2 separate regions of the Homo sapiens genome follow, and region 1 is linked to region 2. Evidence: chromatin loops called from intact Hi-C (ENCODE). Cell type or tissue: IMR-90. All regions are shown on one strand. Links, peaks and the distances in the headings refer to the core of each region. The heading gives the core; the rest is flanking DNA. Region 1 has its middle 27 kb from the start of CEP19. Region 2 overlaps PCYT1A (phosphate cytidylyltransferase 1A, choline).

The links. Hi-C counts contacts between places; a loop is a spot of excess contacts. Peaks named below come from ENCODE experiments on the same cell type or tissue, not always from the same donor. Only the 100,000 strongest peaks of a DNase experiment are listed, where the experiment ranks them.
Region 1: it touches region 2 in a loop (4-fold over the local background); 26 of 110 quality-filtered maps call a loop at or near these places.

Annotation. Positions count from the first base shown.
Region 1 is chr3:196,683,622-196,686,540 of GRCh38, reverse strand. No RefSeq gene overlaps it. Among named protein-coding and RNA genes, the nearest start is that of CEP19, 27 kb to the left of the region's middle. In IMR-90, for the core only: a CTCF peak has its summit at 1,474 (motif pointing right); no DNase peak of the experiment used is centred there.
Region 2 is chr3:196,252,464-196,255,382 of GRCh38, reverse strand. All of the region lies in intron 3 of PCYT1A (phosphate cytidylyltransferase 1A, choline), which reads left to right. Among named protein-coding and RNA genes, the nearest start is that of PCYT1A, 34 kb to the left of the region's middle. In IMR-90, for the core only: a CTCF peak has its summit at 1,604 (motif pointing left); a DNase peak (open chromatin) is centred at 1,612.

The sequences.
Region 1 (2,919 bases), core at 168-2,667, 430 kb before region 2:
GTTAAAGGGAGCAATAGGACCCTGGCCAGGACCCACTAAAGGACATCCAGGTGGAAGGACAGAGGAAGAGCCCAGGTCAACATAGGGGATGCCAAGGTCACAGGCTGGGGGAATGGCCCCAGTGCTGACACCAAGCAGCTAGGAAACAGGGCAGAAGTTTTGATTGTGGCATCTATATGCCAGGACTTTGCTCCCACCACTTCTCCCATGCTGCCCCCATTTCTAGAATCTTCCTCCTATTTCTTTCCCTTCATTCTTTGCTTTCCTCTCCCACTCTAGCTCCAAACTCGCATTTGCAGTTGTATAAAGGGGGGAAATACATGAATTTTTAGAAATAAAATTTGTCTTACCAATGGGATTGGAATTGTAATCCCATTCTCTTAAACTCATTTTAAACCCCTACTAAATCTTTGAACCTTTTCTACTTTATCACATGGTTAGAATGGGTGAAGTTCCATTACTCAATTCTTTCATCACTTAATTAAATCCAATTAATCTATTGACTGCTTTGCTCAATCTTTTTTTTTTTTTTTTCCAGACAGAGTCTTGATCTGTCGTCCAGGCTGGAGTGCAGTGGCACAATCTCGGCTCACTGCAACCTCTGCCTCCCGGGTTCAAGCGATTCTCCTGCCTCAGCCTCCCGAGTAGCTGGGATTACAGGCATGTGCCACCACACCCGGCTAAATTTTTTGTACTTTTAATAGAGATGGGTTTCACCATGTTGGCCAGGCTGGTTTCTAACTCCTGACCTCAGGTGATCCGCCTGCCTCGGCCTCCCAAAGTGCTGGGATTACAGGCCTGAGCCACCGCGCCTGGCCAATCTGTTTAATCTTGAATTCTCTTCATATTCTTTCTATGACTAGTGCTACAGCGGTGCTGGATGTTTAAGTGATCTTCAGCTGAATTCCGCATCTCCCATGGCTTTGACTCTGTAGTCACCTCCCCTAAAAGTCATGCTGATGACCTGAAGACATGGACACGCTCCACAATCCATGCGATATAGAGGAGAAGGAAAATAAGAATGAAAACAAATACTAAACACTATCATTCCTCTAGGGTAGGGGTGTCCAATCTTTTTTCTCCCCACATTAAAAGAAGAATTGTCTTGGGCCATACATTAAAAAATACACTAACACTAATGATAGCTGATGAACTAAAAAAAAAAAAAGTCACAAAAAAAAGCTTATCAATTTGTGTTGGGCTGCATTCAAAGCCACCTGGGCCACATGCAGCCCGCGGGCAGCAGGTGGGACAAGCTTGCTCTAGGGTAAGTGGATGACTCCTGGAACTTCCTGCAATGTGTGGTTGGACCACTGATAGTCGTGGGCGGGAGAAAGCACTGAGGAGGCAAGACAATGAGCGATTCGAACGCGGCTGTGCATGACAAGGAAGACACTGCGTGGTTTTTGTTTTACACTTTGCACATTTTATTTTTAGCCTCGCCACTGCCCACATGGTTCTAAAAATTACCACCAGGGGGCAGAAGGGTGCCAATGTCCATTGTCTCTGCTACGTTTGGGTTTTCCTTTCCGAATTTCCTCACAGAAGAATTTCTGATCCTATTATACAGATTAAGAAACCAAGGAGCAGAGTGAAGTAAGTGGTAGGCAATCCAGCATTTTGTGAGTGGCAGTGGCAGGAGTTAAACACTGGTTTGGGTAAATACAAGGACTAGGCACTTTCAGAGCTCACCTGAGTTTAAAAACATTTTACAATCCTCTTTGATTAAATGCAATACATTAAGAAAACTTCAAACAGGCCAGGCGCGGTGGCTCACGCCTGTGATCACAACACTTTGGAAGGCCGAGGCAGGCGGATCACCTGAGGTCAGGAGTTCGAGACCAACCTGGCCACCGTGGTGAAACCCCATCTCTACTAAAAATACAAAAATACGGGCATTGTGGTGAACACCTGTAATCCCAGCCACTCAGGAGGCTGAGGCAGGAGAATCGCTTGAACCCGGGAGATGGAGGTTGCAGTGAGCCGAGATCGCACCACTGCACTCCAGCCTGGGTGACAGAGCAAGACTCCGTCTCAAACAAAAACAAAACACTTCAAACAATGTTACTGTAACTCCTTCTATTTTCCTGTTTTGTGTTTCACTTATCACCAGTTTTTGTCACTCATAGTCTTTTCAGCTCTGTGTCCATTGTAAAAGAGGGGGACTTGCCCCTTTCGACTAATATCGACTTTATGTCCCTCCATTAAGAAAACCTTGGCCAGGCGCGGTGGCTCAAGCCTGTAATCCCAGCACTTTGGGAGGCCGAGACGGGTGGATCATGAGGTCAGGAGATCGAGACCAGCCTGGCCAACATGGTGAAACCCCATCTCTACTGAAAATACAAAAAATTAGCCGGGTGTGGTGGCGGGTGCCTGTAGTCCCAGCTACTGGGGAGGCTGAGGCAGGAGAATCACTTGAACCCGGGAGGCGGAGTGTTGCAGGAAGTCACCAGCTGAAGCCATGACAGAAGAACGTGGATTGTGAAGATTTTATGGACATTTATTAGTTCCCCAAATTAATACTTTTGTAATTTCTTATGCCTATCTTTACTGCAATCTCTAAACATAAATTGTGAAGATTTCATGGACACTTATCACTTCCCCAATCAATACCCTTGTGATTTCCTATGCCTGTCTTTACTTTAATCTCTTAATCCTGTCAGCTGAGGAGGATGTATGTCACCTCAGGACCCTGTAATAATTGCATTAACTGCACAAATTGTACAGCATGTGTGTTTGAGCAATATGAAATGTGGGCACCTTGAAAAAAGAACAGGATAACAGCAATTGTTCAGGGAACAAGAGAGATAACCTTAAACTCTGACCACATGTGAGCAGGGCAGAACACAGCCATATTTCTCTTCTTTCAAAAGCAAATGGCAGAAATATCGCTGAATTCTTTTTCTCAGCATGGGACAT
Region 2 (2,919 bases), core at 250-2,749:
GAAGGCTTCCCCTACAGTAAAACGGATGATTAGTGGAATAGAATTGCAGCTCAAACCTCACCCGGGAATGGTGCTACTCATTGTAAGCATTAGAATAGAAGGCCTTCAGCAAAATAATTGTATTTTTGGTGGAACAAACAGCCACAAATTAGCCTATAAATTTGCCAGCTTAATTTGAACTCTGGTTTTTCTCTTAGATCTCATTTTGTCTGACTGTTTTATGTTAAATCACCAAGTAGGTAACTGCATTCATGCCAGTGCAGGACAAGGAATAAAGCAATAAAGAATGCACCTGCTCTAGTGAAGTTTCAACACCTCCCTCCTGCTCCCCAGGTTTTTACGAGGGAGGTTGTATAATCTAGGAGAAGATTCTCTACTTAGAGAAAAACAAATATGATTTGAGAGACAAGAAGGTCAGCTCTAGGAATCTTTTGGGAGATGAAAAAAATCAGCAATATGTTTAACTCAGAGAAAGGAAGGAAAAGGGAGAGTGTGAAGGGCAATGGAAATGTTAGGAACAGAATGTTTCGGTGGTAGGTATTTGGGAGAGTAAATCTATCAAAAGAGATCATTAACTGAAACCCAGGTTTCTTCTGCCTAAAGGAGGACATATGGTTACTTAGTCACCAGTGGTGCAGCGTATAATTCATAACCCACATAAACCATATAATTTATCATCCAAATCAGGACGGTTTTGAGCATGAAAGGGAGTTGCTGTTAATAATATACAGAGGTTGAGTGTGGTGGCTCATGCCTATAATCCCAGCACTTTGGGAGGCCAAGGCAGAAGGATTGCTTGAGGCTAGGAATTCAAGGCCAGCCTGGGCAATACAGTGAGATCCCATCTCTACAAAAATTTTAATAATTAGCCAGGTGTGGTGGTGTGCATCTATAGTCCCAGCCACTCAGGAGGCTGAGGTGAGAGGATTGTTTGAGCCCAGGAGGTCTAGACCACGGCAAGTCATGATTGCACCACTGCACTTCAGCCTGGGTGACAGAGACCCTATCTTAAAAAATAAATAAATACATAAATAAAAATTAAAAAAATATATATATAGGCCAGGTACAGTGACTCACACCTGTAATCCCAGCACTTTGGAAAGCTGAGGTGGGTGGATCATAAGGTCAGGAGATCGAGACCATCCTGGCTAACATGGTGAAACCCCGTCTCTACTAAAAATATAAAAAATTAGCCAGGCGTGGTGGCACACACCTGTAATCCCAGCTATTCAGGAGGCTGAGACAGGAGAATCACTTGAGCCTGGGAGGCAGAGGTTGCAGTGAGCCTAGGTCACGTCACTGCACTCTAGCCTGGGCGACAGAGTGAGACTCCGTCTCAAAAAAAAAAAATCTATCTATCTATCTATATAACATATATACATATGTAATATATGCATAATATATAAATGATATTAAATATGTATTATATAGTACATTATATAATAGAAACAGGAAAAATTATATTAAAAGTATATAATTTATATAAATATGATTATATATACTATAACATACATTAAATCAGGGGTGTGTTTATCCTGGCCAATAGCCACTTGGTAAAAGAATGGCTAACGCTAGCTTTCTTCCCAGACTAGTTCAACAGTGACCCCTTCTGGCCGTTTGGTTAATATATCAGCCTGGGTTTGCCAAAGACTTGGGATGGAATGGTGGCCAGTTGAGATGTTGGTAGGCTGGGGAAGCACTGGAGAGAGCAAGAGGCGCATCTGGGATTGGTCTGAGAAAAGGTTCAGTGATCTACTTGGCCTAACATAGGATGATTAGCTGTGCTGCAAGCAGCCACTTGATCAACAGCATTCTGTGCTATTGCCACCATCCAGGCAATGTGTTTCTTGAGCAAAATTTCCCTGCTGTATGCTGTCTAGTAGCAAAGAAACAACAAAGTAGTCTTCATTTGTATATTCTATCCCTTGTGTTTCAGGATCGAATAGTGTGAGATCATAGCCCCTCTGGACTTGTTTAGGGAAAATGGAACTATGTTAGTTACTTCATGGACGTGACTTCTGGGATACTTCAATTTTTTTTTTTTTTGAGACAGAGTCTTGCTCTGTCTCGCAGGCTGGAGTGCAGTGGCGCGATCTCAGCTCACTGCAACCTCTGCCTCCTGGGTTCAAGAGATTCTCCTGCCTCAGCCTCCCGAGTAGCTGGGATTACAGGCGCCCACCACCATACCCAGCTAATTTTTGTATTTTTAGTAGACACAGGGTTTCACCATGTTGGCCAGGCTGGCCTCAACTGCTGACCTCAGGTGATCCACCTGCCTTGGCCTCCCAAAGTGCTGGGATTACAGGCGTGAGCCACTGTGCCCGGCCCAAAAATCTTTTTAATGTATTATTTTTTAATAGGCATAGAGCCAATGCAGTGATTTCTGGGACATAGAAGGGGGATTATATGCTCAAATTTTGTTTTATTTTGCTTTGTCTTATTAAAAATTATCTTTTTAAAAATATTTTTTTCTTCTTTTTTTTTAGTTGACACATGCTGGCAGTAAAAAATAATTTTAATAGAGATAGGGTTTCACTGTGTTGCCCAGGCTGGTCTCAGACTCCTGGGCTCAAGCAGTCCTCCTACCTTGGTCTCCCAAGGTGCTGGAATTACAGGTGTGAGCTACTGTACCCAGCCTGCTTTCTCTCATAGATGAGAAAACTGAGGCATAAGGAAGTTAAGGTTACAGAGGAAGAAAGCTGGTTGGAAAGCTTGGTCAAAGCTTGAGCTATGACCTTTCTGACTCTTAAATCCATTAATTAATTCTTAGTTTTTCATTGGATTGGTATATTTAATTTAAAATTTTTATTTCCTGTATTATAAAATCAATACAACCAGCCTGGGCTGGGCATGGTGGCTCACGCCCGTAATCCCAGAACTTCGGGAGGCCAAGGCGGGCAGATCACTTGAGGTCAGGAA